Regions from separate parts of the Mus musculus genome. Here all the other regions are linked to region 4. A link is a loop called in an ENCODE intact Hi-C map of the cell type or tissue named here. Cell type or tissue: heart. All regions are shown on one strand. Region 1 has its middle 37 kb from the start of Gm40694. Region 2 has its middle 9.5 kb from the start of Gm40694. Region 3 has its middle 30 kb from the start of Gucd1. Region 4 holds the start of Adora2a (adenosine A2a receptor). Region 5 overlaps Specc1l (sperm antigen with calponin homology and coiled-coil domains 1-like).

Evidence for each region. Peaks named below come from ENCODE experiments on the same cell type or tissue, not always from the same donor. Only the 100,000 strongest peaks of a DNase experiment are listed, where the experiment ranks them.
Region 1: it touches region 4 in a loop (2.0-fold over the local background); 3 of 42 quality-filtered maps call a loop at or near these places.
Region 2: a loop joins it to region 4, with 6 times the contacts of the local background. A loop is called at or near these places in 7 of 42 quality-filtered maps.
Region 3: it touches region 4 in a loop (5-fold over the local background); 14 of 42 quality-filtered maps call a loop at or near these places.
Region 5: it touches region 4 in a loop (4-fold over the local background); 3 of 42 quality-filtered maps call a loop at or near these places.

What each region holds. Positions count from the first base shown.
Region 1 is chr10:75,361,524-75,366,523 of GRCm38, reverse strand. No RefSeq gene overlaps it. Among named protein-coding and RNA genes, the nearest start is that of Gm40694, 37 kb to the left of the region's middle. In heart, no CTCF peak of the experiment used is centred here; a DNase peak (open chromatin) is centred at 2,113; H3K4me3 peaks cover 474 bases; H3K27ac peaks cover 1,938 bases.
Region 2 is chr10:75,388,718-75,393,717 of GRCm38, reverse strand. No RefSeq gene overlaps it. Among named protein-coding and RNA genes, the nearest start is that of Gm40694, 9.5 kb to the left of the region's middle. In heart, CTCF peaks have their summits at 2,676 and 3,384; no DNase peak of the experiment used is centred here.
Region 3 is chr10:75,484,688-75,489,687 of GRCm38, reverse strand. No RefSeq gene overlaps it. Among named protein-coding and RNA genes, the nearest start is that of Gucd1, 30 kb to the left of the region's middle. In heart, a CTCF peak has its summit at 3,080 (motif pointing right); a DNase peak (open chromatin) is centred at 3,047.
Region 4 is chr10:75,314,850-75,319,849 of GRCm38, reverse strand. Adora2a (adenosine A2a receptor) reads right to left here and starts at 2,973. Exons shown (of 3, transcript NM_009630.3): 1 at 2,703-2,973. In heart, a CTCF peak has its summit at 2,782; DNase peaks (open chromatin) are centred at 1,409, 2,159, 2,769 and 3,049; H3K4me3 peaks cover 2,556 bases; H3K27ac peaks cover 3,072 bases; H3K27me3 peaks cover 2,268 bases.
Region 5 is chr10:75,252,751-75,257,750 of GRCm38, reverse strand. The region is part of intron 5 of Specc1l (sperm antigen with calponin homology and coiled-coil domains 1-like); the gene reads right to left. Among named protein-coding and RNA genes, the nearest start is that of Specc1l, 43 kb to the right of the region's middle. In heart, a CTCF peak has its summit at 2,470 (motif pointing left); no DNase peak of the experiment used is centred here; H3K27ac peaks cover 183 bases.

The DNA of each region.
Region 1 (5,000 bases), 47 kb before region 4:
AATTAAAAAATATATGCACAAAACAAAGTTATCGATTTTTCCACGTTTTTCTCTTGTAGCTCAAGCTGTTCCAGAACTCTGTATGTGCACAGGTTGGCCTCAAACTCACAGTGATTCTGTTACCTCAGCCTCCCAAGTGTGCCTCACACTTGCCTCATTCTCTACCATGTTGAGGTACATGACTGACTAGCGTTGACTACAGTCATAGTATTGTACAATGTGGCTGACATTTCCAAAACGTCTTCATTGGCTCCAATGGGAAGTCTGTAACTAATCTTAGTGTAGGCTGTATATATATATATATTTTTTTTCTTAATTTTCTGTGTTACTTTTTGGTTGTTTGGAGGTAGGACATCCTCATGTAACCCAGGCTAGGTTTGAGCTCTCTGTATTTCCTAGCGCAAACTTAATTTTCTGAATAGAATGATTTACAGCCCAGACTGACTACAGACTCACTATATAGCTGAAGACAGCCTTGAACTCCTGGTTCTGTTGATTCCACCACCCGATGTTGATATTATCAGCACGCACTACCACACCCATTATGCATTATCTTTATTTATATAAAAATAATTTAAAAGCTTACATCAGGTTTAGAAAACTTGGTAGCATGCCTGAGGACTCACAACTCCTTTTTCATAGTGGCAAGCTTATTATAAAATAATAGGAATTGAACTTTTGTCAATAATGTCCTATGTAGTTTTGATCTCTATCCACCTTTAGCTCTGGGAAGTGACTGCACTACCAGCCCCCTTCCAGGTTCCCTTAAATCCTTGGATAAAAGACATATATATATATCATTTGTCAATTTTAACTGGCCTTCTTGGCGTAATTGCTGGATGCTACTATCACCCACCTAGAAAACATGCCCTTATCAATACTCGTAGCTCTGTACCTCCTACCTGCCCCAAACGTCAGTGGCTAGTCCCATTTAGCCCCTGCCAAACATCCCTGACCACCCGCATGTAGTAGTGGCCACAGGCTTCAGCTCCTCTTAAGACCTCACATGGCTGCTGCGTTCCTCCCCCTCCAAAGCACGGCAAAACTCTCCTCTCCTTCCTTGCATCTCCCTTTTCCTCCAGGGACCCGGAAGTCCCACCTGTACCTTCTTTCTGCCCAGCAATTGGCCCATGGCTTTCTTTACTGACAGATCAAGAACCAATTGGGGAACAGGACCTTAACATCAGACCTGCCCTCCTACACTTACACTCGGTGGGATTTGAAACACAAAAGTTTCAAGCATGTGTGCCCAGTCATGTAAACTTTAGGAAAGGAAATAGGAATAAAGTGGTTGATTCCATATAGTCCACCTCCAAGAGGCTCATGACTTAAACGGTTCCATTTACTGTGGGTGGATGAGGGTATTTGGTTTTAGAAACAATATCTTCAAAGGGTTTGTGTGTCCCATACTGGATCACAGACATTGGTACTGATGGAGAGAGACCGTGACCAAGTATAATCCATTCCTTAATCACACTTTCTTGTGTGTAATTACAGCTCACAGAGTCTTCCTGTCCCTCGTCCAATAAACCGGAAGCTAGATGAGCACGTGACTCACAATTGTAGCTCCATCGCCAAGCCAGGTACCCGGTAAGTGGTCAGGAAACATTTAATCAATGTAGAATGAATGAGCACAGCACCTTATTTTATATAGGAGGAAGTGGCAGTCGCAGGAGTTGGTTTTTTAAGAGATGGCGTAGGAAGGCAGGCTTCTGCATCCCACAGGCAGCATGAATGAATGAATGAATGAATGAATGAATGCCAGCATTCATTTGCCCTTTGTTCCTTGGTATCTTCTCATACACAAACCTAGTAATCGTGGAGCTAAGTCCAGCCCTCTGATTTTATAAACAAGGAAGTGAGGTCTAGAAAGAGCAACATATCCAAGGTCACAGAGAGAGAGAGAGTCCTGTCTGAGCCCAGCCTGGTACCCAGTCTCCTGCTTCTCAGGCCAGCTCACTCTTTGTAAAAGCATTAAAAAAAAAAAAAAAAAAAAAAAAAGCAGAGCTGCACTGGCCTCTTGCCAAGTCCCTGCAGGAGGTCACACAGCCAAGCAGCTCTCTGAGTTCCTCTCTATTCTTAGCCTGAACTCTCAATGACTCTGATCTCCAGTCTTTCCCTCCTCTTCCCTTTGCTTGGCTTGTTGTGTGTGTGATTTGTGTTTTAATAAGTGGAGCTACGTGTAGGAAACAGGCTTCAGCCAGTCCCACTGCAGACACCCCTAAAAGAATAACCTTGAGACAAGAAGGCCTGAGAAAATAATTGGCTTCCTTTCCTCTCAAGTGACCTAGAGTGTCCAAGAGCTGCTCTCTCTGTCGCCGGTCACAATTGCCAACAGGGCTATGTTGCCCACGAAATCACCAGGAACAAGTTGCAAGGGAGAATAGTTGCTGGTGTTTGCCACTGAAGCCTCATCAGTTTGATTATTTTCTTCATGTTATAATGTAATTAGACCATTTCCTCCCTTCCTTCTTTTCCTCCCTCCAAACCTCCCCAAATATCCCTCCTTGCTCTCTCTCAAGTTGATGATCTCTTTTTCATTAATCATGGTTACAGACATCCATGTGTATGCACGCACGCACGCACACACACACACACATTCTACATGTTTGTATATTTTCTGGGCTGACCACTTGGTATCAGACACCCAGTTCCTGTGTTCTTCCCTGAAGATTGCTTCTTCCACTCTAGGTGTTTCATGGTTGCCTATAGTTCTTTGTGTGGGGTTAATGCCGTGTAGATTGGGGGGGGGGGTGTATTCTGTTGTCGTCCTTGCTCGCTCATGTTTAAGCAGTCACGTTGGTGAGACTTTTAAGGGTAGCATCCGACAATTCCAGAAGGCACAATCCCACAGGAAACCTGCGCAATGATCAAAGAGCCATGGGGGGAAGGGTTGTCCCAACTGCATTTGGATTGATCGTGGTTTTCTGTAATGGTCTCTGTCAGGGAAAAAAGAAAAGTTTTTCTTTGTTGAGAGTTGAGGACTACACTTATCTGTGTCTGTAAGGACAACTATTCAGAATGTAATTAGGGATTATGCTGGCTTAGTAAAGTGCAGGTTGTAGGTTCTCTCCCATGATTCATGACTTTACTATCCCTGAGTAGATAACTTAAGTTTCCAGTATCAGGAGGGATGTCCTCTCCTCTCCTCTCCTCTCCTCTCCTCTCCTCTCCTCTCCTCTCCTCTCCTCTCCTCTCCTCTCCTCTCCGCTCCGCTCCGCTCCGCTCCGCTCCTCTCCTCTCCTCTCCTCTCCTCTCCTCTCCTCTCCTCTCCTCTCCTCTCCTCTCCTCTCCTCTCCTCTCCTCTCCTCTTTGCGCTCTGCTCTCTGCTCTTTTCTTTTTCATTTAATATTTTATTTATTTTTTTATTTATTTACACTCCAGATTTTATTCCACCCTCCGACTGTTCCACATCCCATATCTCCTACCCACACCCCCGTCTCCCTGAGGATACCCCCATCCCCCAATCCTCATCCATCCAGACCTCTAAACTCCCTGGGGCCTCCAGTCTCTTGAGAGTTAGATGCACTTCTCTGACCAAACCCAGATCCAACAGTCCTCTGTTTATGTGTTGGGGACCTCATATCAGCTGGTGTATGCTGTCTGGTTGGTGGTCTAGTGTTTGAGGGATCTCGGGGGTCCAGATTGAGACTGCTGTCCTCCTACAGTTAAGTCTAATTAGAGAGCTGTTGGTCACCACTTAGGTATGAGTGTGATTACTGCACCCTTTAGGTTATTGTACCACACTAGTCATTGTTGGGGTGTACAGGCATCACAGCTGGGTGGGACTGTTGCTTGCCTCCCTTCTTTGGAAGTTTGTATGGTACCTTCCATACCGTGAAAGCAATTATTTAGACAGAAGGATTTCAGACAAGTTCCAGCCCAAAGGCCTCTGGGCACTGTGTCTGAAATGCATGGTAGTTTTAGCAATAGGGACTTGCCTTTCATCCCTGGGGGTGGGGAGGTGGGCAATGAGAGGCAACAGCAATAACCTGTAATGTTTTGGCAGTCTCTTGGACAACCCTGACCAACAACTGAAAAGGGGATTTCTTGCGCCTCATATGGGGGTTTTATTAGATGGTCTTTGGCTCTTGGGGAGAGCATGTTAGCTCAAGATGAGACATTCTCCTTTAGGCTGTATATGTATATTTATACACAGATTTGGGTGTATTGTAGGTTCCTTAGGTAGACCGTGAATAGTATGATTCCTTATGACTTTCTCAGACATCTTTACATTTATCTTACCCTCTTTTCTTCTTCTGTAATTATCTGTACCCCCTCCCCCCATCTAGATCCCCTCCCTCCCCCCCCCCTTTTTTTGCAGACTTCTTTCTCTGCACAAACACATGCTCTGTCCAAACATGGAATCAAAGGAATTTAAGCGGCTCCTGGCCTCCAATTACCAAAAAGGACAAAACCAAGAAAGGATACAAGCTATGACAGCAGTGTGCAAAATGACCAAGGGGAATATCTCTCTCACATTCAAATGAGGCAAAGGTTGCTTGGGGCAACAAGAAATCAGAGGGAGAATTCGAGCTGGGTCTCATGTATCCGATGTCTATTGCTTGTCACACATTATGCTATGTTGGGTGTTACTGTCTATTACCACATAACAAATGGCTTTAATATTTGCGGCTTGTATTATCTGACCATTTCTGTGGTCAAGGATCTAGGTACAAGATCTGGATAGCTCTGGTTGGGAGTGTGGTTATAGTTAAGCTTTCAGTCTAAAGGCTGGTTGGGGTTAAAGGGAATTAAATGTCAAGCTCACTGACATGGTCCTTTGTACGAGGATAACCTGCCTTGTGTGTGCTGTGTGCTATGTGAGTGTGTATGCTTGTGTGTGTATGCACACACACATGCATGTTCTTATAATAGTAGTATGGGAAGAAGAGGCCTCTCCTTGCTGTGCCAAGGTCTGTACTCTCATTCTGTGTTCACATGGCCTCTTTTCTGGGCACACAGACCCCTTCTATCTCTTTTCTAGTAAGGATACTGTT
Region 2 (5,000 bases), 74 kb before region 4:
CTGTGGTACTCCAGTACTATGTACAGTTAATAGCAAGTATGCTGTGTTTCTTACAGCTAGAGATATAGCATGTCTTTGAATCTACAAAGACTGATGCTCCAGAAATTACTATGGCGTCTAATTGAACACCATATCAGTCCATGTAAATACTCATCCTCTTTTGGCTCCTTTGCATATATTAACCCAATACCTTATGTGTTCTGCTTTATCAAAAGACTCAGGAAGACATATAATTGTTTCACTTCAACAAGGCTCTTCGCCATCTTTGTACACTTGATATCTAGTACAGAAGGGATCTGGGTCCTTGAGTAGCTCCAACAGCAGTGGATATTGGGGGTCCACACCCTTGTGCTGTTTCATATGACCAACTCTTTACTCAGAAGTAAACTCAGATGATCTCCCTCTGAGTGGCCTCCTGGGTCACGTTTCCTTAGACTATGTGTTTGGAAGGCTCTTTAACCACAGTGCTTCTCAGTTATAGAGAATTTACATCTGCTCTTTTATTTCTTTAAACCCGTCTCGCTGTAGGTAACACAGCTATCTGCTTGTACTCTGAGAACTGATGGTCTAAACTATCTGTTTGCATTCTGAGGAGCAGTTGAAGAAGAGAAAGAACAGTGGACCGGGTACATGAACAGGTTTTAACCAGGGGTTTACTATTAGGTCTAACTTCTACATTGTGTGTGTGTGGGGTTATTTGGTATCTCATGAATTCTATGTTTAAAGCATTAGCATAATCATAAAGTCTACGATGCTGTGAGTAGGGGAGTGTGTGATTAGCAAGAGCAACATTTTACCAACAGCTAAGAAGAGAACATTGGATACTAATGTCTCAGGTCAAGAAATGATTTGTATTGTATTGGGAAAACATGGATAGAAAGACTGCCCTGTATCTGAGGGGTTGGCCCCTGAAATTCCTTCTTGCTCTGTAATTGTGGACAAGTCACTGTGTTTTTTTATCTTTACTTCTTCTTGGAAAAAATAGAAGTACTTTCTTTGACTTGAAAGAACTAAACACACTGTATTTAATGGTATTCCATAATTCACACAGTGTGATAATCTGCCATTTTTAATTAATAAAAAGGTATCTGGATGGAATTTGTCCATAAGGAGTTATAAACATACTGTCTTTGACATAACAGATATTTGTGCTTATTTTTTTCCTAGGGGCAATAATCGCTTTAAACCAAAATCATTTGTAATCTTTATGCCAAGTCTCCCAGTGACAAAATAAGTTATTTGGAAGAGGAATGGTTTTGAAGAAGGCTGTGGTCTGAGACCATGAAACAGCACAAAGCTTGAGTAGCCCAAGCTGAAGTCCAGCCTGTGGATGATTCACCACTCAACTGTCTATAATGTAACCTAGAAAACTAAGGCTTGTATAACATCAGGGGTCCAAACCCCCTGCTGGACATTCAGATCTCAAATTCAAGAATATCATCAATATGGTAACCAAGCTAGTCCATCAACCCTCCTTCCTCAAACTGTTGAATAAGTACGGAGCTGGTTTAATACCACTATATTAGGGCTGGAGAGGTGGATGGCTCAGTGGTTAAGAGCACTGACTGCTCTTCCAGAGGTTTGAATTAAATTCCCAGCAACCACATGGTGGCTCACAGCTGGTGTGTCTGAAGACAGTGACAGTGCACTCACATACATAAAATGAATAATTTAAAAAAAATACTATATGATACTTAGGGAAATCCACTTAGATATAAGTTTAACGGGAGTGAAGAAAATGACTGTCAAAAGAGCTAATATAGTCTTAGATTGTATTATAGTGTCTAGAGCACAAAAAGAGGTGATTGTCTTATTCTGTTGTTTTAAAAAAAGATTTATTTATTTTTATGAATATGAGTACACTGTAGCTGTACAGATGGTTGTGAGACTTCATGTGGTTGCTGGGAATTGAATTTAGGACCTCTGCTTGCTCCAGTTGGCCCCGCTCACTCCAGCCCAAAGATTTATTTATTATTATACCTAAGTACACTGTAGCTGTCTTCAGATGCACAAGAAGAGGGCGTCAGATCTCATTATGGATGGTTGTGAGCCACCATGTGGTTGCTAGGATTTGAACTCAGGACCTTCAGAAGAGCAGTCAGTGCTCTTAATCTCTGAGCCATCTCTACAGCTCGTCTTATTCTGTTCTATGCCTATGGAACACACACCTATCTCTAGGTAAGATATATCGTGTATATATTGTCTTACATCAATGGGAAAGAAAGCAAGAAGATCTAATAACAAGGGTTGAAAACTAGAGGAACATTCATAGAGCAAAAGAAAGCAAACGAACTGGGAGAGGATCATACCACTGGACCTTGATTTTGGCCATACAACAAAAGGTTTTAGTTCATCCCATCTAGCCCAATGATAGGCGTTAAGTCAATGGATGGAAACTAGGACAATTATTTCCAACAGACTGTGTCAAAAGATGAGTTAGGGTTGGGCAGTGGTGGTGTATGCCCTTCACCCCAGCAGTTGGGAGGTAGAGGCAGGGAGATCTATGTGAGTTTGAGGTCAACCTGGTCTACATAGTGCGTACCAGGGCAGTCAAGGCTACAGGGAAACACTGTCTTGGAGGCTTGGGGGAAAGATGAGTTAGGATGCTAGCAGGAATGGCTTCTCTCTCAATCCTTCATTATGTGTAGACAAAGTCCTGATGGCCACTTGGTGGGAGTATTGTAGAAGAAAGCCAATTATGAGATACTTCCTCGACCTAGAAAAGCCATGATTTATGTGTAGTACTGCAACCCAAATCACAAAACAAACAAACAAACAAAAATCCCTGATGGAGAATCTACTTCAAATAACTACAAACAGTTCACAAAAACAATAAAAGATAGACAGCTGGTATTTAAGACGTCGAAGTCAAGAAATCTGGATGACCAAGTGAAAAGAAGTTATTAAGAACCAAACGAACTAAAGCTCTGTACTTCACCATCTGCAGAAACCAGTACCCTAAAGCCTGCCATGCTATATGCTGAAATCATGTATGCCAGATTATTGTAATGACTAACTAGCCTTGATGCCCTAATACCAGCTGCACCACAGACAAATTCAGCCCAATCTTCAGCAAGAGACCCATCTTTCCCCCTTAGCTCCTAGTCTTACTTCAGATCTCAACTTTGACATCATCCTTGCCTGAAATAGGAGTTGTCTATGTTTGAAACATCCAACCTCTCTCTGCTCTCTCACTTTAATTTGTCTTATTTCTACATACCCAAGTCTCTTTCTGCTAGTAAACACCCTCCTTTGAGACTTACAATTGGCCAAGAAGACTGGAGTCTAGAGGTTGAGTGTCACTCTGGTCATTGGCCCTCTTATCTCTTGTTAGAGTTTATAGCTCAGACTACTGTTAAACCCCAGGGCCCTTGAGCCTCACCTTCAGGTCTGTGTGAGTACTACAGTTCCAAGCTTCAATTCTCTCTATGAATTAGTCATCACCAGAGCCTCTTCTAGTGATTGTGGTTGTGGTAGCAACGCAATATTCAGGATTGATCCCAGGGCTTTATGTATTCTAGAGAGGCTACAGCCTCCAGCCCGAGAGTCCTTTCATAATTCCAAGTTCCCTTTAAGGGGGTTGTAGATTTTTGGCCTGTGTCCAAAGCCATGTTCTCTTCCAAAAATCGGCCTCCACACTCACTAGCCAAAAAAGAACTCATCCAGCTGTAGATGGTACCATACATGCACCTACCGGGCCTCTGGGAAACACAGTTCTATCTCTGTCAATTATGTACTGTAGCTGCATGGGTCCATGACATTAGTTTCATCAGCCTGTAGCAAGAAGTTGTTTGTCTCACAAGGGTGTTACAACCATTAAGAATTTGTTCAATTTCCTGGTTACATTTATAAATACATACTTCGTGAATCAGGCACCCAGGGCAAATATCAACCCCATATGTGATGCTTGTTCTCTTAATTATGATCATAATAATTTCTACTTCTTGAGCTCCTCCTATGTGCCAGGAGCAGTGAAAGACCTATAATGTCAGGCTTAGAGAGGGCTAGAGTGTTACCTAGGTCTATAATTGACAGCCCTCTTAGGGGGTGAGAATTATAGACACAACACATGGTTAATCTTTACTACTGATATCAGTGTTCATGGGGTTATGAAATAGCATTACCAAAAGTGCCATAAAGGTCCAGATGTCGGAGAACAAATGTGAGCCAGAAGGATGTTTAGTAAACATAGGAGCTTGGTCCAAGGAGGAAAGGCCAGGCTGAAGCAGAAGGCAACCACTGTAAAGCACCCACCTAGATCCCAAGCAGACTGAGGGTCCTGGGGAATAATATACAAGAAGCAGACCTACACTATTCTAGAGACTTCACTACTGTAGTCCTCAGAGAAAATGATTGCATTCGTTCGTAAACATCAAAACAATAAGCAAGGTCCATGTCTGAATTATCCAATCAAAGGAAGGAAGGAATATTACAGCAGTGCTTATTCCAAGGAGGGAGGGAGGGGAGGGGAGGGAGGGAAAGAAAGAGGGAGGGAAGGAGGGAGGGAGAGAGAGATAGAGGGAGGGAGGGAGGGAGGGCGGGCAGGCGAGTGAGCGAGAGAGAGAGAGAGAGAGAGAGAGAGAGAGAGAGAGAGAGAGAGAGGGAGAGAGGAGCTTACAAAATGAAAGATGATCCTTTCATGTAAGTGCGCATTGATTGAAGTACTTGGCAAGACTAGCAGAACTCTCCTTTTGGTAACTCAAGTCTGCAGCCTTCCAGCTCTGTCATACAGTGTGTAAGAGTCAGCTATATGTAAATGTGTGAAGTGTTCAGGTGGTGCATGAGCAGAATTCAAGGCAAGAAAAAGTAAAACTTGAACTGTGTTCAAGTATCAGTGAGTGAACAAAGTCCCTGGTGGCAAATATACAGAAGTCTTCATTCCCTAGACTTTGTATGAGGGCAAGGAAATATTACTGATTTTTGACCTAAACTGTACTTGTCTCAGTGAGGGTTTCCATTGCTATGAGCAGACACCATGACCAAGACAACTCTTATAAAGG
Region 3 (5,000 bases), 170 kb before region 4:
GTTTTAAAAAAATCTAAGCCTACAGGAGCCCAAATAGCCTCTATCAGTGGCAGTTTCCCTAGTTACTATCAATAGCAGTTTAAGCCAGTTGCCACCAACACTGGTCTCCTTTCTTTCCTGCTACCATCAGTCGAATCAGCTCATGCCTGGTGCCAACACCAGCTTCCCCCTCCTCCCTTTCTCTTTTTAATTGCACCCACATTCGTTAACAGAAACATTACTAAAGCTTAAATTACACATCAAAGCCCACATATTGGTAGTGGGAGACTTCAACACTCTACTCTCACCAGTGGACAGGTCATCAAGAGAGAAACTAAACAGAGAAATAGTGAGACTGACAGCAGTATGAATCAAATGTACCTAACAAATGTCTACGGAACATTACACCCAAACACAAAAGCATATACCTTCTTCTCAGCGCATAGTTGGTCACAAAACAAGCCTCAACCGGTATGACAAAGTTGAAATAACCCCTTATATCTTGTCAGACGGCCATGGATTAACGCTGGAATTCAGCAGCAACAGAAACAACATAAAGCCTACAATCTCATGGAAACTGAACAACTCTCTACTAAAAGACTATTAGGTGAGGGATACGAGTGGACAGAAAGGTCGCAGCATTTGGCGAACGCATGGTTTACTGATGGTTCATCATCCACTGACGGAACCAAAACTAATGGAAAATGGCAACCTATTGACAGGGGGATAGAATGGCTGAGACTGAGGAAGGACCCACAAAATCAGTGTGGCACTATTGGCTATTAACACAAACAACCACTACAAAAGCAAAAAGAAAGTATCTTCTCCAAATTCATACTGTATGTGCAAAGGTATAGCTATATGGTCATCATGGAAACTGCCACTAACTGGCAGAAAAATGGCAAAGATATATGGTCCTGGGAGGAATAAATGGAAATGGTAAAACCTAGCAAACTTAGGGAAGACATCACATTTATATAGTTCATACAGGCAAGACAGACAAAATGTCTGAAAAATAATGAAATAGTGGAATGAATTGGTATCTTTAATTAAGACTAGAATATTGAAATTTGCCAGGGAACAAACTCAGAATAAATCAGCAAGAATGATAGATCACCCATTCAAAAAACTTGAACGTTGTTTATCCTCCTAACACTAAAAAAAATAAGGGGAAATGGAGAACCAGATTAAACCAGTACAACCCTGTGAGAATATTATTAGGAACCCAATGCCAGGTGGTGGTTCACACCTTTATTCCCAGCACTTGGGAGGCAGAGGCAGGCAGATTTCTGAGTTCGAGGCCAGCCTGTTCTACAGAGTGAGTTCCAGGACAGCCAAGGGTACACAGAGAAACCCTGTCTCAAAACAAAACAAAATTATAATGGTTTAAATTTAAAAGCTATTTGCAAAAGGGAAGCTAAAATTAAAAGTAAATGTCCTTTATGATCTAAAAATAAATACACTTAAGCCTTGAATTTATATCACTGTTCTCAGATATGCCCTTTGGCCACTGTAGTGCTACCAAATTGGTGAGGATTGCATTTGCTAACGGCAGAGAAAGATGGATGGCCATTGTCTCTTCCTCAGGGAGGAAAGTTGCTTGTATATCAACCAGTCAGGCTTCACAGTAAAACAGAAGATCTTGCCACTCCAGATGGATCTCCAAAAACATAGAAAACAGCTTAACACCTCTGGCCAGTGGACCATTAACAGTCCAATATGGAAATGGACACTACCCTTCTTGTCTGTGTTTTCTCTTTTTCCTAATCAATCACACATTGACGTAAAGACTTCTTGTCTAGATTTCTTCAAAAACAGATCCAAAAGATGTCTAACCAGACCTTTAATCAGATGTTATTACAGGATTACCGCCCCTCAGCTCTGAAGCCTGCAACTTCTGATTATACCCTAACAGCGAAGATCAAACTCATCCCACGGACCGCTATACCACACTCAGCAGGGAGTAGTCTAGTGATAGCATTGTCCCCTTTCTACCCTGTCTGTCAATATTATCAATAACAAACAAAAAAGGGAGGAATGTTGGCTATTAATGCAGAATACTCAAGCGGGAGGGAAAGGTGTCCCTGCTGTGGACTCTTTATAAATCTCATAGACTTTGTAAACGCTCAAGGCAGGAAAGTGGTCAGGCCTGAGGATCTCTAGCAGCCAGTTCCCTCCCTCAGACCCCTCTAACTGTCAAAATAGCATTTCCAGTATCTGCAACTATCACACAGTCTTCTCAAAAGGACCCTTTCCAGATTATGCTAATTTTAGGCGAAAAATCTGAACAAAAAGCCACCAATCCCTGAGCAGGAAAACCCACCAATCACTGAGCACCCCCAAGCTCAGGACTTGAAATCCCACCAATCGTCACCCTGGAAATTCCTGCCCTGAAAGCTCCACCCCCCGAAGGAATCCTATATAAAGGTAGTGTCTGATCAGTTCCCTGCTGTCTTCTCCTGGGAGCAGAGACAGTCAACCCTGGATTGTCCCTCTATATTCCATAAATCTCTTTTAAGAGATTTGCTGTCTGGTGTGACTTGCCAAGAAGCAATGAAGAGAAGAAGGGAAGAAGTGGAGCAGGGTTGAGACTCCTGAACGCCTCAGCTCAGCTGGAGATCCCCTCCCCTGGGAGCTGCAATGCCTCTGCTGGGGAGATATCCTGTCAGAGCTGTGTGGATTCTGGGCTTCCGTGTCTTAGGATACCCTTCCATTGGATTACCTTGTCTTTGGGTGGTTCTTGGGCTTCTGAGTCCCAGGACAACTTTCCTTCATACAAGTTCTGATGAGGCAGAGAGACAAGACTTATTCCTATCTGATCCCCATATTTAGGGAACAAGGTGGCCACCCATGAAGGATCCACATCCCAGCCACAGACTCCCACAGTACATCCTTCAAGGACACAGAGGAGAGTCATTGCTCCCTTCCTAGGTGCCCAGAGAGCAGGCACAGACTGTGGAGCAGACCCTCCCCAGAGGAAGTAGGTGGAATGGAGGATGATGAGTCCCACCAACAGGAAAGTTCTCGGTCATACCTTTCTCCAGAAGAAGATGGAAGGAAATGTGTTCCTGTGCATTAATGTGCAATGCAAAGACCAACCTCTAGGTGGCAGCACCAGAACAGTCTTTCCAGATCACCCAGCCAGACCAAGAGCAGCAAGAAACCCAAGCAATTACACTTGAAGTGGTTCTCAGACTTCCCAATGCTGCGACCCTTTAATACAGTTCCTCGTGTTGTGGTGACCCACAACCATAAAATTATTTTGTTGCTACTTCATAACTGTAATTCTAAGAATGTTAAGAATCTTAATGTAAATGTCTGTGTTTTCCGATGGTCTTAGGCAACTCCTTTAAAAGGGTTGTCTGGCCCCAAGAGGGTCACGGCCCATAGATTTTGAACCACTGAGTTAAAGGGAGCACGGTGTCTGCACTCAGTGGGCAGTCAGCAAGGGCTTGCTTAATGTTCAGCAGGCCAGCGATGGGCGGGCTTTAGGAAGCCAGCAAGGAGTGTGACAGGCAAGGCAAGACTTGGGTTTAAAATCCTGGAGCAGGGAGACACTAGGTACCCACAGTTTCGGAGGCTGGGCCTGCCTGTGGAAATAACAGCTTGCCTCAAATAACTAAATCATTGGGTTCCTGACATTGCCCCAAATCAGAAAGGCTTAGTAGGAAACTAATGACTGATAGATGCTATGATAACAGTTTAACAGATAATTAGTGTGAATCATAGAGATCAGTACTTGGAAGTTTTAGGAGTTCAAAACCAGCTTGAACTACATAGTGAGTTCTAGGCCAACCTGTGCTACATAGGCAAAATTCTGTCTCAAAAAGCAGAACAAACAAATACCACACAAAGCCAATGGAAACAGAGACAGTAAGAACAGAGTTACATAAAACACGAGTAGTTCATGGAACCCATCTGTAGGGGAGAGGAATTAGAAACGAGACCTGTAGGGACCTGAGAGGTAGTTCAGTTGTTAAGAATGCCTACGGCATTGGTGGCACATGTCTTTAATCCCAGCACTCAAGAAAGCAGAGGCTGTTGGATCTCTGAGTTCCAGGCCAGCCTGGTCTACAGAGGGAGTTCCAGGACAACAGAGAATCCCTGTCTTGAAAACCAAAACTAAACGAATGGAAGAAGCCAGCCACTTGAAAGCAAGGACAGCAGAAAGAAGAGCTTTCCAAAGGGCTTTAGCAAAACATTCAGCTTGAACATACGATCTCTTTCTCTCCTTGGGCCAGACCGGAGGACGTGTGGAATGCATGGTTGTGTGCATGTATGCATATGTGCATGCGCGTAAGGGATGGTGTGTCACTGTGGATGTGGGCTTTAAGACCCTCATCCTAGCTGCCTGGAAGCCACAATTCTGCTAGCAGCCCTCAGATTAAGATGGAGATGTAGAACTCTCATCTCCTCCCACACCATGCCTGCCTAGATGTTGCCTGTCATGTTCCCACCTTGATGATAATGGACTGAACCTCTGAACCTGCAAGCCAGCCCCAATTAAATGGCCTTTACAAGACTTGCCTTGGCCATGGTGTGTTCTCACAGCAATGGAAACCCTAACTAAGACAGTGGGCCTCTCAGCACTGGGTATCTCTAGTCTGAGAAGAAAAGGTATTAAGATTCGAGATGGCTGAAGCAATGACCACTTTAAACATGGAGCAGCTGGGAGCAAAATGCCCTGGAATCTTCCATCAGTGGGCACCTGGCTTGAACTAGGAAGTAGTGCGTGTTTACTCGAGCCTAATCCTCAGGAGGTTTCACAGGGCAAGGAGAGGGAGAAAGGAAATGGGGCCTGGCTTCCTCTTTTCCTCTCAGCTGCTAAAAACCCAGCTGACAAATGTTTAAGAACGGGACTTTTACAGAGACGTGCTGTGGATGGCACTTTCCAGAATTAAACAGGTACCCGGGATCCAACTACCAAGAACATGGTCCTTGCAATTCGACAGGAAGGTGTTGTGCATAGGAAGTCAAACCCATGGCCAGAAGTGTAGTGTATTATCACTAAATCACCACCG
Region 4 (5,000 bases):
CTGGACCAGTCTGAGTATGATCCACCGAACCCTATCACTGTTCGTCCCTCTGTCCATCAGTGCTTCCGCTAACCTGGCTCCCGGCTCCCGGACGCCATTGTGAGGCCAAAAACAAAGATTCCTGCAGCTAGAGCCTCGGAACAGAGTCATGGCACATTAAGTTAGAGGTAGCCCTGGGAAACAGCACAAGTCCTGTCTTCCTAGTGTCCAGTGCCTTCCCAGGCCTGGACTAAGGGCAGCTTCTCTCCCCCATTCCATCCCTGCTTGACACCTGGCAGGATCTCAGGGCCGGGACCTCCCTCTCTGCACCACATGGCTCCTTCTTCCTTATCTCAGGGTCCGGGTCTTGCTCTGGGCATGAACAGTCTCCAAGGGCTCCTCTCTGTACCTCTAATCTCCTCCTACAATCGGGGTCCCAGTGTGGACCTTGGTCCTATTCTCAGGTTCTGTCACCTCTGCTGCCACCCACCTACAGACTACTTTCCTCCACTGAGTTCCCCAGGTCCTGATCATCTACCCTGCCGGGTCCCCAGTGTGTCCCACAGACCAGATTCTTCCCTGGCACTTGGAGAAAGTCTCTTTTACCAGTTCAGTACTTGCCTGTAGCAAGATCCTCACCTCTTCAACTACACCATCACATTCACCAAAACTTCCTACCGGTGTCCATCTGTCTATCTGACCATCTGTCTCGCCCTCCACTCTCCTATGCACATACTACTCAGGGCTACCAAAAGGCCATTGAGCTCTAGCTTCTTCGAGGGAGAGGGGGTAGCTCAGGAAGGAGCAGGTTAGAGGCAAGAGCTGCTGAATCAAATCCAGGCAACAACCGAGAGCCACCAGGGACTGTGGTCTCACTGACAGGTCCTGGACTTTGCAGAACCTGATGCCTGGGAGCCACATGCTTGCTCCCAAACCAACTCTTGTCCACATTTCCCTCTGTTCACGGCAATCTCTGCTTCCCCTTCCAGGGTTACCCAGCCTAAGAACAGAGGAGACCCCTGACCTGCCCTCTAGCATACCCGTCCCCACCCCAGTCACCACTGCCACCACCTCTTCCCCTGAACCTGCCCCACACCCAACCAAAAACTGTCATTTTTATTCCCTTCTCCCACCCACCCCCATACCCTTGTGTGTTAGCACTACTAAGAACACCATTCCTCTACAGGTGGGAAAATGGTTTTCCAGGACAGTGACCTTCCCTCAGCCACCTAGTTAGTGTGCATCAAGGGGCCAAGATCAAACTCTAGGTTGGGACACCAAAAATCTTTGACCCATTAGCAGGACACTGGAGATCACCCACTGCTTCTTCTGCCTGGCCCACGGTTTGTCTCGTACTACTTGTGTGGGCTGACCTTAGCCTAACTTCAAGCCATGAGCAGGAAGGCTAGCCCAGCCCAGAACAGTCATGGTCAGCCTCTAAGGGAATGCGCACTGGCTAGGGGTTGCTCAAGAGACACTAGAACTTGAGAGAACCTGGGAAGTCCCAGAATGCAAGGGCTGAGCTTTGAGATCTTGATACCATACTCAGGGACCCACCGATCTTTGAGCAGCGACTACAAAACCAAACAGGCAGAGCCTTCCTAACTCCCTGTCCCAGAAAAGCTCTCCATCATCGTCTTAAGGGTCCTGGCACCTAGGACATCCTTGGTTGGTTGTGAGCAACCTCCTGAAAGCCCACGAGGTCTGGGAGTAGAGGAGGAGCTGGGCAGTAGAGGCAGAGATCGGGCAACCAGCACAGAGTCCCAGGTAGAAGGACAGAGAACAGGCTCTCATCTCAGGGAGGCAAAGTGCAGTCTATGGTTGGGTAAGGAGAGGGATTCAAATCCCTCCTGAGCCATTCTGGGGAGAAGGAGTCCTGGCGATTGTCTGGCTGCTGCATCTGTCTCTCTGGTCCACTGTGAATTCCTGCTCCTCCCATTACATGGGCGGGCAAGATTAGTCTAAAGGTTCCAAAGGCAGTGCCCATCCTCTGCCAAACCCTTGAGAGTTGTTACCGTTCCCGCCATTTGCACCCCTGCTTTGGGCACCCCCAGGCACCCACCCTGTTGTCCACTGGACTCTCCGCAGTGCCCTAAGTTCCCGCCACCACAGTCAACAGGATGCTCCCCTCCCCCGGGTTCCAAACTCCCCTGCTCTTGCCGTGCCTTCCCCGAAGCAGCCGGTGCCCGCTTGAACCCCCAACCCGAGAGTCTGACCCGCCTACCTCCGGCCGCGCCTCGACGTCCGCAGCCTAGCTTTGGTAGGGACGCGCCCTAAAGGGACTTGTGTGCTTGCAGGTTCAGTCCCCTCCGCGCGGCGACAAATCGACGGCTGTAGCAGCTCGTGTCGCCGGCGGGTCTAGACGACTGTAAGGCATCCCGCTACCCTGCCTTACTCGAGCCCCTTCCTCCCTAGCTGCCCTTGAGCACTTTCCGGTCGCCGAGGACCGCCCCGATGGCACCACACTTGAGATGTGACCGCGCCGAGGACCCGGGCTGCTACCGCTCCCGAAGTGGCCAGGGCAGGCTCGGACCTCGGCACCCGCGAACTCCCCTCCCGACAGCAGGAAGGAAGAAGGGTCGGAGGGAGCGGCGGGCGCTCCGAGGGGCGGGAGGACCCTGGTTCGCTCAGACCTCCAGGCTCCGCAGCCTCCGACGGCCACAACCGCCAAGATGCCCACCCGAAAACCCCCAGGGTCCCCGGGACCCAGGACCCCCGCTGACCTGCCTCTTGCTCTGGCTCCCACCGTCTCAGCGACCGCTCGGGCTCCAGCTCCGGCCGCGCCGCTCATGGGCGCACCCTGCAGGCGACTTCGAAACCAGCGCTGCTCCCGCCCCGCCCCGCTGCTGGGGGAAACCGAGGCCTCGAGGCGGGAACCAGGGGAAACTGTCTCTGGAAGGGCGAGGTGGTGATGGGTCCGGCAGCAAAGCACCCTTCGCCCCAACGTGGGCGCTTCAGGTCCACGCGTCCTGACCGCCTCCTCCAGCGCCACTCCCACCCCCACCCGAGTGCCCCCACCCATGAAGCCTTGGCGCCCCACCCCTCTCCGGTGGCTCCTCCACAAGGCATTAGGCTGTCTATGCCACTCTGGTCCTCCCAGTTTTGCCCTTTATCGGAGCTAAGCTGCCCTGATGCTGTTATGACCCAAGCTGCTTCACACCCGACCCTAGGCCGGGGCTGGGGGCGGAGGGGGGTTGGTCCTTTACAGTTCTTACATCTCTGATGCCTGTGAACCGTGACTCCTCCCCCACATCTTTACTTCTCTGAACTACTGAGCAAGGAGGGAGTGCATCTGCACCACAGCCTAACTAGGACTCTCAGACTTCTGGGCTGGGAATCTCCTCCTCTCACGACTGGAGGCAGCTGGACCCAAAGTGGAATCTTGTCTTTCTGGAAGGATTTGCAAATCTCAATCTGTTCACAACAGGGCAAGCCCTTCACACAAGGCCACAGCCTTTCTGGAACCTTGTCTTCTAGAACCTTTGCAACCCACAGGCTGTCTGGTTAGAGGAAAGTATGAGGGGAGGCTTGCTGAGAGCCAGGCTAGACCCCCGGGGGGCTGCAGTCAGGATGGGAAGGAATATCTCTTCAGAAGTAGGCACATAGTGAGTGCAGGTGCCAATGTCTGCCTTTGAAATGGTGATTGTCATCTACCAGGACTTGACTTGGACGCCCCCCACCCCATCTCTCAGGCTCATTCTTCCAAAGTCTGACCTTTTATTTCCATTTGATGAGCCCACCCTCGCAGTGTTACAGCATCTGTGGGGTAGAGGGTGTGCCTGTGTCTACAGATCTGGTTAGAGTAGGGACCTTCGTGCAATTTGCTTTAAACCTGAGATCCTCTGGAGGGAGCACAGAAGACTGGAGCACTGCCATCTCAGCTTCAGTTAAGAAGCCTAAAACCATCACCAAGCAGGACCAGTGCCAAGGGCTGCCCTGACACTGGCGTGCGTCGCCATGTGCCTTGCAGGGGTAAGGATGAGACACGATCAAGCTAGGGTCTATTCTCAAACTGGACTCTGCGTGTTTGTTCCTGAGTTCTCTTGGGGGAGCAATACTATCCTGCCCATTCCTGTCAAGACTCGTGTCCTGGGATGACTATCTTAAAAATGCCCCATTGAAGGGGATATGGGGACTCATGAAGTAGAGACCAACTCTTGGCCAGTTCTGGGGATCCCTCCTCTCTCTCAACCATTCCAATTCCAGGGCCCAGCACCTTTCTCCAGGGGGACCCTCCTAGAGCAGTGGTTCTCAACCTGTGAGTCACAATCCCTTTGGCAAACCTGTATCTCCAAAAATACTTATATTATGATTTATACTAGCAGGAAATTACTGTTACAAAGCAGGGAAGAAAGAGAGAGAGGGAGAGAGGGAGAGAGGAAAAGGGAGAGAGGGAGAGGGAGGGAGGGAGAGAGAGAGAGAGAGAGAGAGAGAGAGAGAGAAGAGAATTTTGTGGTTGGGTGTCACTACAACACGAGGAACTCTATTAAATGTTTGCAGCATTAGGAAGTTTGAGAAGCACGGGGCCAGAGGGTGATGCCTGGCCCACGGAGTAAGGCCTCCTTTCCAATACTGGTCCTCAGGAAAACAAAGCCAGTGGCCAGTTCACCCTTAGGTTCTGATGGGTACCATCTCACCACAGAAACTGTGTCCTATGGCCGTGACAGTCAAAGCCTGCTTGGCTTCAGCTCCATGTCATGACACTGTGTAGAGCCACAAGAAGATGGCTCAGGCTTTCCAAGCCAATAAAAGTTCACATTGGTCTTGGCCTGACTCCCTCCCCAGTTATATGTGTTGAGACCAAACAGGAACCGCCCTGCCCCTTGACAGTACATGTAGCCCCCAGAAGCCTGGTTTCTAGCTCTGGGTTTTGGTTTGTCAGTATAGCCTCAAGGCAGTCCCTGAAGGTTACAGCTGCCCACCCTTCTGTATGTCCAGGTCCCAACTCCTCAGCCCTAATCATGGGGCCAGCTGGGCTCTGTCAAGTTCCAGAATTCCACTCTCAGACTACTCCCCCACCC
Region 5 (5,000 bases), 62 kb after region 4:
TCCCTATGCAGAAACTTGTTTACTTTCATCACAAAACTTAAAAGCATGAAAAGAATATTCAATCCAAGACTACAGTTTCTGCATCATTTCCTAAGTAAACTGGAAGCAATTGTTGGAAACATACATATTATTGGCACAACGCCAACCAAAACAGCATTGACTGCTATTAAATTGTCAACTTTTAATCACAGAAGTTATCACTCTAAACCGTGCAAGCATAACTCCCCTTTCACACTGGAATAAATTCCAGAAACATGAAATCAGTAAAATTATTTTTAACATTGATTGTAATATCCAGAGAGCTGCCAATTAATCTATGGAATAGTAGCACTAAATACAATAGGAAATTACATTCTCTGCTTGTAAGAAGTTCTGAGAAATGCCTCAGGAACATATCACGTTGTAACTGCTCTGCTGGACATCGGTCACACTCATTACTCTCACAGCTCAGGAATAAATCACTTCTCAGTTCTGCACCAGGAAAGGCAGTTATGTATGGAAATAATCCTGTACTAAGATTTTGCCTATTGATGCTATAGTTCTCTCCATTCTCAAACATAGTCTTTCTCTTCTCCCACAAATACATAAAATGAAAATCACTCTCAAATTCAGGACCTCATATGCTACACATAGGTTTTCAACCACTGAACATATCCTGGGTCATGATACATATTTTTTAACCCTTTTGTTTGTTTTTGAGACAAGATCTCATTCTGCTCACTATGTAGCTCTAGCTGTCCTGGAACTCACTATGTAGGTCAGCCTGGTCTTGATCTCACAGAGATCCACCCACCTGCCTCCCAATGCTGGGATTAAAAGTGTGGATCACTACATTCGGCTTTTTAAAAGTCAATTTGTGTGTGTGTGTAAAACAGAAAGAGAGGAGAGAAAGAGAGAGGGAGAGAGATTACTTGATTGTACACTTAAGTGAGCACAGGTAAAGAGGTCAGAGGACACCATCAAAGTTGGTTCTTCTCTTCCGCTATGGGTTCCAGGACTAAACTCAGGCTCGCATGACAAACACTTCTCTCATGAGCTCATGATATATTAAAAATGATACAAAGTAACTTCAGTTATAAGATATTAGTACAAACTATTATTAGAAGCAATAATATTTTCGAATGTTGGATAAAATGAGATAAAACAAGATAGATGTCTAATTCTAGCAGCCAGCAGTTAATGTCTCCACTGGACACAGTGCCAAAAGCAAGTTGAGCGAGGGAAGCAGAGTGACTTCTCTCCAACTTCGGAGGCTGCCCTGTGAGAAGCCTCCCTTAAGCTGGACAGACCACCCAGTCCGAAAGGCAAGTCCACACAATGAGAGGACGAGTCTATGGCCCTGTTCTCTGCTAACACAAACAGGGGAACCCTGAAGTCAGTGGGTCTGGCTCCTTGTCAGCTCAGGCATGGCTGGGTTCAGACATTCAAATACAAAGAATGAGGACAAAAACTGAGAACACTAGAAATTCCACTTTTTCTTTACATTCAGTCTACTCATGTATAAGAGTTTTTGTTATTTTGTTTTGATACAACATGCATTTAGCCCTTGGTGGCCTGCAACTTGCTACACAGTCTAGGTTGGCCTTAAAGTCACAACAATTCACCTGCCCAGGTTCAATTCTCAATACCCACACGGCACCTAACAACTGTCTACAACTCTAGCCCCAGGGTATCTGAGAAACATACACACACAGGTAAAACACTCATTCACTCATATTCTCATTCATATATATACATACTTGTAAAGGAAGACATAATTCCTCAGACTGCCAATTGTGTTAGGACTTGCTGTTAGGCCATGGCATCTTAGTCTTTGTAGCACTTTTGTTTGTTTTTTGTTTTGTTTGTTTGTTTTTCGAGACAGGGTTCCTCTGCATCACCCTGGCTGTCCTGGAACTCACTCTGTAGACCAGGCCTGCCTCAAACTCAGAAATCCACCTGCCTCTGCCTCCCAAGTGCCGGGATTTGTGGCACATTTAACTGCACTGGCCATCTTAGACTGGTTATAAAATTCTAATTTCTTCAGCTCTCTTTGTTCTTCTGGTCTCTTCTCCATCAACCTCCACATTCATGTCCACAGAAGGCACACAACCTCTCCTCTTAACAAGAACATGTGTTGCTACTGGTGTGCACACGAATTAGTGCCTGTCATTACTCCTTTTTACATAAAAGGAAAGCTGGCAGACAGGGACATATTTAAACAGCATAAATTGTACTAGGCAGGTCTTTAGGGCCGTGATTTCAACTTTATGATCACGGCCGTACTTTTCCTCTGAGACAGAAAGTTAAGAAATGGCAACACACTTCTCCTGAGATTGGAGGGGTTTCTAAGGTCTTTGGGTTTTTGGTAAAGACTACTGCTACTAGCACAGCCTATGGCCACACAAGGAGGAAGTATCACCTCAACTCAGGAATCTTCAAATGAGCTGCTTTCCTCTCCAGTTTCCCTATGTGAGCGACACTGCCACCTACTGTCTTCAATTCAAATCCTATCACAAACAAGAACTATTATCTCCTTGCTTTTAAATTACAGATTAAACCTCCATTTTTTTTTTTTTTTACAGAACTATTTTTATTCTAGAAATCTGACAAACTGCACTTGCATTATTATTCCATCTAACTTTCCTCTGAATAGTTCTGGAAACTGCCCTTCTTGCTTAGTAATGGGCTTCTTAACTGTCTCTCTTCCAATGACCTATCCCTGACAAACCAAGAGAAAGCCATGCTAGCTCTCATATGCCCACAATCATGCAGACATTACTGGGCAGTTACCATGGGCTCAGGCTCTGGCTATGGTCCTCTTGCAGACTTAATAAACTCACCCAGATCCCTGTAGCCCAAAAGCTCTCTGGGTACTACCATCAGCTGCTTCCATCTGGTCCAGCATTTCCCAGAAAATGAATTAAATATTATTTTCAGAGCAAAGGAAAAGTCAAGAGTAAATAATCTGTCACAAGAGATGGGCAATGTGTACAGAACCTGGGAGAAAATACAAATGGTTTTCAAATGAACTATAGAGTTTTACTTTATTTTTTAATTTTGTCCAAATCTTTATTCTCCCATTCTCCAAAAAATGTGGCTATAACTTTTTTCTTAATTCTAAAAGTAAGACATGTTCACAATAAAACAATGAAGATAGAAGTTGTAAGGAAGTAAGGTTGCCTTGATTTGCATTTGACTTACATCCTTCTAGATTTGTGAGTGTGTACCATTTGGTTTGGGTTTTTGTTTGAACTTGGTCTTGCTGTGTTGCCCAGGCAAGCCTTAAATTCCTGCAGAGGCTCAAGACATCCTTCCTACCTCGGCAACATACTACATGGGACTAGAGATACACTACCACATCTGCCTGGTTTTTTTCTTTATTAAGCACAATGAGATTATATTTGTACTGTTTCATAAGCCTGCAGCAAATAATGGACTCCATTATCAGTAAATCCAGATGTGTAGTAGGATCTAGATGGCCCCAGAGTAATTTATTAAAGTAACATATCAGAATTTGTTTTCAAAATCTCCTTTTAACAGACTTAACATAATTTCCAACTTTAAAATACAGCGAAGTCATTACACAACTGTTCAGATATTATGTGGAGGAAAGTTCCAAAGGTAGAAATGATGAAGGGTCCTTTGCAAGTACCAACCTAAGCTAATTCAGTGTACACTAGAAGGGTATACCTCAAGAACACTGTTAAGTTTCTTGGGTTGTCTGTCTGTTTGTTTGTTTGTTTTGAAAGGTTATCAGTTCACTTATGGTTTAACAGCACAATGAAGTCAGCATTTTAAAGGATCACTGTATCTGGCTGCCATTCTCATGTCATGTTACATTTGAAGCTTTAAGTGGTTCTAAAGTACAGACATGCACTGCAGCTGGCTTATTTCATCTTCTAGCCAGTGTACTGAGCTCTGTCCATTCCATCCTCACTGGCATAATGGCAATGAAAACGGGAACTCACACTGTGTACACAAGCTATGTACTAGATTACAATTATTGAAAGTGTAGATTGTGGGACTAGAGAGATGGGTTAGCAGTTAGTTAAGAGCAGTGGATGCTCTTGCAGAGGATCCAGGTCCTGTTCCCAGAACCAACATGGCAGCTGAGAACCATCCATAACTCAGTTCCAGGGGATTCTGCACCCCTTTACGAACTCTCAGGGCACAAGATACACACAGTGCACTTACACACATACACACACACACACTCACAAACCTCATACACATAAAATAAAATATATCTTTAAAAAATATAACAGACTATTTCCAAGTTTTGTGGTGACAAGCAGTTCTGCGACAAGCCCATATGCACATCTATAATCCTACAATGCTGTTACTAAGGACAGGTTCCTTGAAGTGAACTGCTGACTCTTTTAATAAAATTTTGTATCAACATCCTTAGAAAGATGCAGCAATCATACTCTTCTTAATGGCACATAAGAATATTCTTCCTTCTTCTTGCTTGCTATCAATCTTTTAATTCTTTCACATATGTTTAATGAATACTGGCATTGTTTTCTTTTTATTTCTTTTCCATGCCAAGTATCTGACTTTTTCTGATTTGCCTATTTATATACTTTTAATATGAAAACGTGTGTGTGTGTGTGTGTGTGTGTGTGTGTGTGTGTGTGCCCTTTCTCTTATTCCCTTGAGACAGGGTCGCTCCCAGAACCAAAGCTTGCTACTTCAGTTAGGCTGGCCAGCCAATCTGCTCTCTCAAGCATGCATAGCCATGTCCAGTTTTCTGTTTTCTTTTCTGGGGTTCAAATTCAGGACCTCGTATTTACAGAGTAAGTTCTTACCCACTGAGCCAGCTCCCCAGACTCAACTCGGGGACATCACTCCGCAACTGCAGGTGTCACTGTTCACCCACAGGCTTCTCTGGAACAGCAACTAGTAAAGGCTCTGCAATGCCACATTAACAGGAGGACTGGACCCTAGCCAGTGCTGGGAGGGGTGTCCAATTCACAGCGGGGTCTAACTTACTTTTCCCTCCATGTGGTTCTCTCTCC